2 separate regions of the Mus musculus genome follow, and region 1 is linked to region 2. The links are chromatin loops, found by intact Hi-C in ENCODE. Cell type or tissue: left cerebral cortex. All regions are shown on one strand. Each heading gives the region's core, and the rest is flanking DNA. Links, peaks and the distances in the headings are about the cores only.

Region 1 (5,455 bases), core at 107-5,106, 67 kb after region 2:
CCATGCTTAGGACAAGTGTTCTGTTTAATTGGTTGCCATGTGCCATGTGTATGTGTGAGCACCATCCTCATGCAGTGTCCAAGGAGGCCAGAAAAGCATGTTAGAGTCCACAGAACTGGAGTTGCAGCTGTTGGAAACCACCATGTGCGTGCTGGAAATTCAATCAGGTCCTCAGGCAGAGCAGCCAGTGCTAACTACCAAGCCATTTTTGCAGCCCATAGCATCTCCTTTTTACAGATAACAGTCAGTGCTGTGGTTCCACACTGCTAGTGTCCCCTAAGAAGTGGCAATTCTGGGATGGGAGACTTCTCCTTTCTCCCTTACTCCTGTGGGTTAAACATCAGAGAACAAAATAGCATGAGTAACACTACCAGGCATGCTCCATCTGGGAAGTCTTTGCCTCTCTCTCTCTCTCTCTCTCTCTCTCTCTCTCTCTCTCTCTCTCTCTCTCTCTCTCCCTCCCCCTCTCTCTCCCTCCCTCTCTCTCTCTTTCCCTCTCTCTTCCCCCCTCCCTCCCTCCCCTTCCCCCTCCCTCTCTTCCTCTTCCTCTCCTATCATAAATCAAGGTACTTATTTGGAAGGGTTTTGCTTTAAAGTTCCAGAAAGGGATGACGTTATGATTACAAGAATCTCTGGAGTGAAGAGCCAAATGGGAAGACGAGAAAATCAAGAGGAAGGTTTGAAACGGGGGGGGAAACTGGTGAGGACTAATTATGATGACATATAAGTTGTGTTTTCCTCCCCACATTAGGGTTAAAGTTCTGATTTTAGTCTGTTAAAATACAACTTCATGATATAGGCAAGATGGCTCAGCAGATAAAGGCACCTTTGCCTCCTGAGACCTTAACCTTGACCTTTCAGCCTCTGGGAACTATGGGATAATATACCTCACATTTCAATGGCCTGCTTGTGATTCCTGCTCTACTAGCCCTGATCGAGTACTTCATGATGAAAATACCAGGCTAGATCATTCTGTACATGATTTTTACAAAGCTGAGGCTGACTTCCCTTTGTGTGCTTAAGAATTACCCCCAAACAATACTATTTTAATGGCTGTCAAGCAACTTCTAGCTGGTTCTAATGAAACCCTGAACCAGGGTTGAGAATCACCTGCCTATATGTGTGGTATCATCACCTACGTTTCTTCTGAGTCAGCTCTGAGCTGGAAGGTCATGTGCACACAGCAGTCCAATGTGCATCTCTTTCAGGTAGCTACTCTGTCATTTCCCACTGTTTTAGTTTCTTCAGAGTCCTGTTGACATTGCGAGATGGGTTTTTTTGGGGGGTGGGGTGGGGGTTGTTTTGTTTTGTTTTGTTCTTTAAACATGCATGGTTATTTAATTTCTTCCTTCTCTGGAAATATAAGCTTGGTGAGGTTAGAGCCCTGAACTGTTTTACCCTTTAGTGCTGGTGGGATGCTAAGGCGAGTGCCTTCCCTCACTATCTTCAACTTAGGTCAGGAATGGCAAAAGTTGGATTTGGGCCCAGGCTGGATTGAATTCACAGCCATCCTGCTGGGCTACTTATGCATTTATTATTTCCTTGTCCCCAAGTACTTTATTGACTGTCATTTTCCATCACAGACTTTCACTTTCTTTCTCAACAGAACTCCAATGGAGGACCCACCACTAGCTCTAATTGACAGATCAGAACACTGGGGTCCTAAATGTGGGGATTTCCTCACACAGCCTATGGGAGTTGTTTCTGTAGTTTGTCAGTTTCAGCGCCTTCTTATCCTCCCATTGGTTTGTTTCCTCCCTTCTCCTGGTCTGAAGGGAGATGCTCAGTTTCCACTGGGTATCTCCTTTTAGTTCAAGAGCAGCAGGATTTGGCCAGGTTCTATGAAGAACAGTCGGTATCAGCTTGACTTTAGACTGCCCATGTTCTAGAGGGTGCTCTACACCCTTCACATACAGGCAGTACGAGTGCACTCAATGGCTTTAACAGATGAGTTCGTGAAGTTGGATGGAGAAGTTGAGGGGATGAAGCATGGGAGGAGCTGGAGCAGAGCTAGTAGAGGGCAGATTTCATCAAAATTTATTATATTCATACACAAAACTCACAAATAATAGGTTTAAATAATAATAATTTAAAAAACTGCAGCACACTGAGTCAGACACTTCAGGAGGAAGAATCGAGAAACATCTTGGCACAGCTATTCCCAGCCTTAAGCTGTGCAAGATTCTTCCCATAGCTCTGCCAGCCCAAGGCTGCCTGCTGGCACTTGAGGCTCAAGTTAGAAAGTGGGAAGTTTGAAAGCTTCTGGAAGAAGGTGAAAGGGATTTGAATCCAGCTCCTTGAGGCTGTGACAGAGCTGGTGGGACTCAATTGGCAAAGATCTTAAGGGGACAGATGGGCACCATGAGTGTCTATTGAGTGTCTGGGGTATCGCTTGCCACTAGTGATCACTTGCCCATGCAGTAAGTGGTCTTGGACAGTGTGGACAGGGAGAGTGGGAGTCCTAGTTAGAGCCTCTTCTCTTGGTTGATGCAGTTCTGTTCAGTGTATCATGTAGCTTAACTTTCTCCAGTCTTTTGTCCCTGATTCAGCATAAGTCTTTGTTATTTATATAAAATCACATTTCCTACAATCTTTCCTTCCACATGTAGCAGTCTGGTCTCCTTCCAGCTTTGCGCCCATTCCACTGGCAGAGTGATGGCTATGTGTAAACACCACGAAGGCTGCTTAAAACCTCCAACAGGTTTCTCTTTTCCATAAGATGTGACCCCAGTTCTGAACAAGGTGTCCTCAGCATTCTACTTAGGTTCCCTAAGGAGCCTCTTCCCGCCCACCTTACAGCCCTTCCTTGTCTGTGCGCCAGGCCTTCTGGCTCGATTTCGGTTTCTAAACACACCGTGTTCCCTCCAGTCTCCAGGCCTTTACACAAGCTGTTCTCTCCGTCTGGCATAGCTCTTCCCCATCCGCCACCACCACCACTGCCACCACCGCCATCATCACCACCATCACCCTGCTTAACCGATTAACACCTGGCCATCTGTCAGAGCTCAACTCAGCTGTCACTCTCCCAGATGCCCAACAAGACACAGCCCCTGTCTCATGCCTCCCCAGCATCTAAATTGGCCGAAATGTGCCTTCATTCAAAGCGATCACTTGAGCTTATAGGTCAATGTTCCTGAGAATAGACTTCACGTGAATTAGTTCGTCTCTTAACCTATAAAATGATTGGAGTAGGTTCTCAATTAATACTGTTTTCTCATGTGGATCTCTGTCTCACTAGGCGGAAAATTAGGGTTTAGGAAGAATAAGTTGCCTGTCTAGGATTGTTCAGAAGATCTGGGATATGGACCAACCCCTCACTACCTAACATATAGCCCTTTCAAATATGTCAGCCCTGGCAGAGCCTCATGGGAGGAGGGAGGAGCTTCTACTGAAAATTTCATTTTGGCCCCTGAGAAATAAATGAGCTGTACCAGCCTCAGCTCAGCTGCACTACATCATAAGCCAGTTAAGGGACCATGTTCCTCAGAAGTGCCCTCAGCTGTGGGAGAGAGATGGATGGTCCCTAAAGGCTCATCTCATTATTCCAGGAGCCAAATTGGGACCTTGTTAAGGGATGGATTGCCCATCAGTAAGTAGCACACTAATTCTATAGCCACATGGCACAGGAGACTGACCAGGGCTCCCATAATGTGGCCTCTGGCAGTCTTCCCACCATCTAGACCTAATGGCAACTTTTAGAAAATAAACACAGCCCTCACAGAGCCCCCAAGAACACATTTGCTCTAATGTGGTTCAACCGTCTTAAGTGAGTGCCTAATAAATTAATGGTCCTGTTAAACACAGTTCATTGTGAGCTTCACTGTGCAGCAGCCATCAAAGGATGGGTTATTTCTAGGACAGTAAAAGCAAATCATAGCTCTGTGTGTGCATGTGTGTGTGTGTGTGTGTGTGTGTGTGTGTGTATGCACATCTGTGCAGGGCATCACTGTGCAGTGGTTATGTCCTAGCTATGCTTGTGTGCATGTGTGCAGGTTAGAGCACAGTGAAGCTGCACTCTGCAAACATTCACTGCACATGAAATTGTATTCCATGCAGCCTACCCTATGCTTTACAGAAACCATATGACACTGTCTACACTGGAAGGAATACTTCATAGTAGTTCCTCAATAAACATTTGTTTCAGTAATTAATAAGGTCATTAATAAAATCACTCCATGATTAATAAAGTTACTACTTACACATTATACTAACAATGACAACTATGATAAATGGAAAGAACAGAGCATTCCTGGGCAAGTGAACAAGGTTGAACCACACTGTCCAATACAGCCATGCATACCTGTGGGTGCTGGGCTGGAGCACTTGGGCTCTTTCCTTGGCTCATCTCTGCATTACCATAGTCAGTAGGACAAGCGGATGTCCAGAAAGTTTTTACTTCATGTTTGAGTGTTTTACAAAGAGACAAAGTAATGTCTTGAGAAAGGTTGGGGAGAGGGTGATTATAGGTAAGTTTGGGGTCTGGTGACTAAAGTATGAACCATTAATCAAGACACTTAAGACAGAAATAACCAAAGCCATGTCAACTAAAAACGACCAGCACACTCTGGATGCCTAGAGGATGCCTTGCCCCGTGGATTTGTGGGGTAGACAAGTGTCATCCTGCTTCTTCTGTTTCAGTTTCTGCTCCACAAGACAGACAAACAGCTTGGAAGCTCTGGGCTAGAAGACGGCCAAGTGATTGCTCTTGAGGGTTATACAGAATATGATAAGATAAAAAGAAATAAAAGGTCAGTAAGAGATGAGAGAGGAGGTAGAGAAGATGAAGGAAGAAGAGAGAAGAGTGCAGGTGGGAGAGAGATGAAAGAAGACAAGGAAAGGCCACGAGAGGGAGATGGAGAGAGGACATGGAGAGGCAGATCAGAGGGAGCAGACCGAGGAAGAGGACCACTCAGAGCTCTCATCCATTTGATAAAACAGAGTTTTTGTGGATGGTCAGGTTTGATTAAAACTTATGGCCAGGAAAACCAGAAGCAACCGTTCCAGGGCAAGGCTAATGGGATTAGTTCAGGACAGTTTATGATGTCAACATCATGGAGAGGGAGGAGACAGTCACACAGTGATGGCTGGTTCTCCTTCAGGAATGGGTGGAGATCCTGCCACCTGCCTGGTGGCTCACACAGATTCAAAAAACCCAAGTCTCCCTGGCCTGCTGGGTCTGTGTCCTGTGCAGTGCAGGAAAGGTTAGATGACACCACCATAATGAATTGGATTCACTGTAGGGACCAGGTTGTAGAGGCATGGCCACCATTCTCCATGAAGACACAGTAGCAAGAGATAATGGGATTCCAAGGATGCTGAGGAGGCTACAGCAGGCCCAATGCAGAGATGTCTGGTGAGCTACTTCAAAGAGCAGAGTGGAGCCATGAGCTGAGGCCTCCATGCAGGCATTGTGAGGGACAGTGATATTCTTAATTTCCAGCTACATTTTTATGGC
Region 2 (5,455 bases), core at 149-5,148:
CAAGAACAAAAAACCTGTGTAGTACTGGCACAAAGCAGACAGGTGATCAATGGGATACAATTGAAGAACCAGAAGTAAATCCACACACCTATGGACACTTGAGTTTTGACAACAAATCCAAAACAATACAATGGGGGGGAGCATTTTCAACAAATGCTTCTGGTTTAATTGGATGTCTGCATATAGAAAAATGTATAGACCCATATCTATCACCCTGTACAAAACCCAACTCCATGTGGATCAAAACCCTCAACATAAAATCAGATAAAGTAAATATTATAGAAGAGCAAGTAGGGAAGATCCTTGAATGCGTTGGAACAGGAGACAACTTCCTGAACAGAATTCCAACAGCTCAAACACTAAGATTAACATTTAATAAATGGGACCATATGAAGCTGAAAAGCTAACATAAGGCAAAGGACACTATCAAAAGGACAAAACAGCAAAGTGGGAAAATGTTTCATAATCTGACAGAAGGCTAATATCCAAAATATATAAAGAACTCAGGAAACTAGACACCAACAAACCAAACAAATCCAATTTTAAAAATGGGGTACAGAGCTAAACAGAGAATTCTCACAGAGGAATCTCTAATGGTCAAGAAGCACTTAAAGAAATGTTCAACATTCTTATTCTTGGGAGAAATTCAAATCAAAACAGTTCTGAGATTCCATTTTACACCTGTCAGAATGGCTAAGATCAAAAACTCAAACTGGCAAGGATGTGGAGCAAGGGGAACACTCCTTCATTGCTCTTGGGAGTCCAAACCTGTATAACCACTTTGGAAATCAATTTTTCAGTTTCTCAGAAAATTAGGAATAGATCAACCTCAAGAGCCAACTATATCACTCCTGGGAGTATACCCAAAGATGATCCACCGTGGTACAAGGACACTTACTCAGATATGTTCATAGCAACTTTATTTGTATTAGCCAGAAACTAGAAACAACCTAGATGTCCTTTAAATGAAGAATGGATAAGGAAAAGGTAGTACATTTACTCAATGGAGTGTTGCTCAGTCATTTAAAAAAAGGACATCATGACTTTTGTAAGCAAATGGATGAAACTAGAAAAGATTATCCTGAGGGAAGTAACTCAGAGCCAGAAAGACAAACATGGTATATACTCACTTACAAGTGGATATTAGTGATAAAATATAGGACAACCACACTACAAAACACAAAGCCAAAGAAACTAAGTAACAAGGAAGGCCCAAGGAGGAACCGTTGAATCTCACTGAGACAGGGAAATAGATTAGACATCAGGAGTGGATAGAAGAAGGGGGCTGAGGGAGGGAGGTGTGGGGATGGGAGCAGGAAGGATGAGGTGGGGGAAAGATGGAGTGAGGGAGTACTGGGGGGGACAACTGGATTAGGGGTGTTCATTCTGAGAAACCTTGCTAGAAACCTAAGAAGTGGAAACTCCCAGGAATCTATGAGGGTGACCATAGCTAAGACTCGTAGCAATGTGAGATATCGAGCCTGAATCAGCCATCACCTATAACCTGGCAAGAGTTCTAACAGAGGGACTGGGTCACCTGCCCAGCCACAAAACTTTAAACTCACAATTAGTCCTGCCTACAACATGTTCCCAGGTAAAGGAAGGAGCAGAATTTGAGGGAAGGCCTAATTAATGAGTGGCCCAGCTTGAGTCCCAGGCCATGAGAGGGTATCCACCCCAGACACTCTTAATGTTATTCTGCTATACTTACAGACAGAAGCCTAACATTACTGTCATCAGAGAGGCTTCATTTAGGAACTGATAGAAACTGATGCAGAGACCCACAGCAAACCACTAAATGGAGCTTGGAGAATCCAGCGGGGGTGGGGGGCAGGAGGAAAGATCAAAGGAGCAAGAGGGTTCAAGGACACCACAAGAAAACCTACAAAATCAATACCTTGGTCCCATAGGCACCCATATAGAGTGAACTGGCAACCAGAGAGCATGCATGGGATGAACCTAGGGCCTCTGCACTGAAACGAGTGTGCAGCTGGGTCTTCATCTGTGACTCCTTAAAGCCAGAGCAGGAGTTGTCTTTAACTACATTGCCTGCCTTCGCATCCCTTTCCCCTAACTGGGCTGACTCATCTAGCCTCAAGAGAAGAAGATGCACCTTGTCTTACTGCAACTTGATATTCCACTGGCTGTTTGATATCCATGGGAGGTCTCCCCTCTTGTGAGGAGAACAGGTGTATGAGCGGGAGGGGAGATGAGAGGGAGGGAGTGGGAGGAGAGGAGGGAAGGGAAGCTCCAATCTGGATGTAAAGTAAAAACCTAATCAATTTCAAAAAACACCCCACTAAGTTCATATACTGTACCTTGGATATGCATGAGTATAGAAATATCTACTGGAACATAGACAGCCTCTCGTGGTCCACATCCCTGAAGAAAACGCTCTCTCCCACAACAGCTATCAGTTGCCAGTAGCACCTCAGATATGAATTCCCTCTCCATCCATCTGTGTTCTTAGTCACACACACATACACACACACACACACACACACACACACACACACACACACACACACACACACGAGATGGTTCCAGTTACATTTAAATGGCCTATATTTTCTAAAGAAAGCTGGAACACATGCCCACTGTGCACAAGATGAATGTTGAGCCTGACTAACTGTAACACAGTCCAGGTCACTGGTCCTCCTCCATTTCCTACAGAGCTATCTTTACATTCAGCATCCTAAGGCTGTCTACTTCCACATATCACCCCCACTGTGAGTCATTTACTATTTCAGGATGGAAAGTCTAGAAGAAACACATCCTACCAGTGCAGCTCTGGAGAGGGTATGAGTCCCGCCTCCAGGAAAGCAGGCGGGAGGGAGGATATGCTGCCCAGGACATGGTGCATTCTAAGAATCTTAATGAAGCTCAACTCCATTCCTCACATTTGTATTTGTATCACTGTGAACACAGTCACTATAAAGGAGGTGAAGAGCCATAAAATAAAAATGGATTTTCCTTTTATAGTCAGTTTTACTGGAAATATGTGAGTTTTTTTTTCTCTCTCTTAGCTCATGTCTACATACACATGGTTCATGGTTTCTGATTTTTTTTTTTACAGTGATGTACAGCAGAGTCTGTGAATATCTGCTCGCCCTGGTGATGCTAAAGTTAGAAGGTTAAATCAAGTGATGTCATTCATCTGCAACGGAGAACAGATGCACTTGTGCTCAGATTTCTACTTTTTCAGATCAGTAGTTAGAAATAATATTTAATTGTTAGAGTGAGTTTCTTTTTAATATGATAGAATAAAGATGACTTATTGTATAGAAAATAAAATTGGTGTAAAATTCTACATTAAATCATGCTGCTTTCATATATTTTTTTCATATGGTAGGAGCTTTCCAATTGTATTGTCCCATTGAGTGTGTAGTGTGAACTGCATAGGAAACAGCCATCAGGAAATCTCCGCCATCTAAAACTCTCATGATAAGTAACTGAAGTGGGTATGTTGGTGTCTGTTCCTTTCTTTCAGTCCTTGTTTCTGTATTGCTGTGCTGTTAGCACTAGTATACCTATTTTACCTGATATTATCCAACATCTTTAAAGTGTTGTACATCTGTAGCTGTGTGACACAGCATCTTTCCAACTTCTTAGGACTTCTTCAGTGGCTCCTCCTAATGCGCTAATAATCTGCAGTAAAAGAAGGCTTCAGAAAGCATGCTTATATCATGGAGTCCCCCAAACACAATTTAACAAATACCAATTTCTTATTATTATTTTTCCATTCATAGGCACTCACAAGAGCATGAATCAAAGACCTCCTGACTTCATAAATGCTAGCAGTCTTCCTCTATCTTCAAAAATGAGCTGTGCTATTGCTTTAGCATGGTTTTTATCCTCCAAAGTCCATATCAAGATTTTGTCTGATGAATAGGGAGGCCTAATGGGAGGTTTTGTGTCATGGTGTTGGGGTCTTCAGGGTATATACCTCTCTCAGGGGCTGAATTAAGCACTTCTGAAGAGGGCTGCTATTAATCAAGGTCACGCTTCCTGCTCTGTCCCTCTGATCATGCTTGCTCCCCACCCCACCCCCTCTAATTTTCTTCCAGTGCCCGACAGATGCTCTGTGGATATCAAACCAGTGTGGCTAACCGATCTTGGATTCTCAGAGAAAAGTAGAAGAAAGGACAAGAATATAGTAACAGTAATAGAGGTAAGACACATAAGAGTGAGCTGTCCGAGTCTGCACAGCAAGCCAAACACAAACCAAGACTGCAGTCTGGATGGTCCATCTCCAGAATGAGTGTCTCTGACAAGCCCATAATGTCAGATACAAGTGACTGATAGAAACACAGGAAATGATGAAGGTGTCCTGATATCTGGGAGGGAGGTCACAAAGTTGAGAGGGCTCTGTAACTTCTGATCTGCTCACAGTTGGAGAACATGAGTCTCAGAAGGCTGACAGTCTTTCAAATAGATGGAGCTCATGATGGGCAGGGACTGCATTCCTCCTAGGAGGTCTAAGAAAATGATTTCCACAAAGACCATACAAGCAACTTCTTTATGTAACACACAGGCTATTGTACATGCACAAGTAGAGCATCTTCTGACTTGCACTGCTGACAAGCATACACTTATCAGCAAAAATAGCCTCCCAGCTACCTAGCCCATCTTCTGAGGACCGAACACACTGAGGAATTGCTTTGCACCTGATTTTATTGACTCTAACCCCAAATCATCTTTCTTTAAATAGGCTGGTTTCAAAGAGAGAGTGGGAAGAAGTGACACTCTATTACACAACAGCCAAGACGAATCATCAGAGGGGTTGGCAGCCAGGAAGAAACCTGTCCCAAAGTTACAGATGTAGAATTAACCTTTACATTCATCCTGCAAAGTGGGAAGATACAGGCAAGTGAGATGTAACTGGGGAAATGAAAAGGAGATTCTTACCCAATGTTCAGACAGAAAGCAGGAACAGTTGGGGGAGTCTCTGACAGAGCTGGGTGGGCACCTAGACTTAAGAGTTGCATCAGCTTCCTTCCCTAGCTCCTCTCATCCATGAGTACTTTACCCACATGTCACCCCTGAGACAGAATGCAATGGTCATTTAGTGTCAATGCCACTACCTCTAGCATCTAAAATATCATATAAAGAAAATCTGCCTCTCCTTCAGGAAGCCACCAATGTGCCTGATATTCAGTCAAGACCAGTGAAAATGGCACTTTCATCTTGCACAGTCTGGCCTCTGCCAACCACTCAGAGACCACATCTCTTGCTGGTTCTCTTTTTTTAAATCTCTACAGTGCAGCCACAGAAGATCTCTGGTTAGATCTTCGACCTCTTCACATTGTCTTATAACTCAAAACTTTGGATCTTAAACTCCTTATGCCTCCAAACCTTTCTCCTTTCCATGCTTGACAACACTGGCACTCCCTCCTCCTCTGTGTCTGTCCTCAGTGACTCTTCCTGTCCTCATGATGTGGAGTGCCCCTCAGCC

The links. Hi-C counts contacts between places; a loop is a spot of excess contacts. Peaks named below come from ENCODE experiments on the same cell type or tissue, not always from the same donor. Only the 100,000 strongest peaks of a DNase experiment are listed, where the experiment ranks them.
Region 1: it touches region 2 in a loop (14-fold over the local background); 4 of 42 quality-filtered maps call a loop at or near these places.

The regions. Positions count from the first base shown.
Region 1 is chr7:124,678,807-124,684,261 of GRCm38, reverse strand. The region is part of intron 1 of 3100003L05Rik (RIKEN cDNA 3100003L05 gene); the gene reads left to right. Among named protein-coding and RNA genes, the nearest start is that of 3100003L05Rik, 27 kb to the left of the region's middle. In left cerebral cortex, for the core only: no CTCF peak of the experiment used is centred there; DNase peaks (open chromatin) are centred at 2,308 and 2,845; H3K27ac peaks cover 1,988 bases.
Region 2 is chr7:124,745,870-124,751,324 of GRCm38, reverse strand. No RefSeq gene overlaps it. Among named protein-coding and RNA genes, the nearest start is that of 3100003L05Rik, 40 kb to the right of the region's middle. In left cerebral cortex, for the core only: no CTCF peak of the experiment used is centred there; DNase peaks (open chromatin) are centred at 2,137, 2,753 and 4,786; H3K27ac peaks cover 1,725 bases.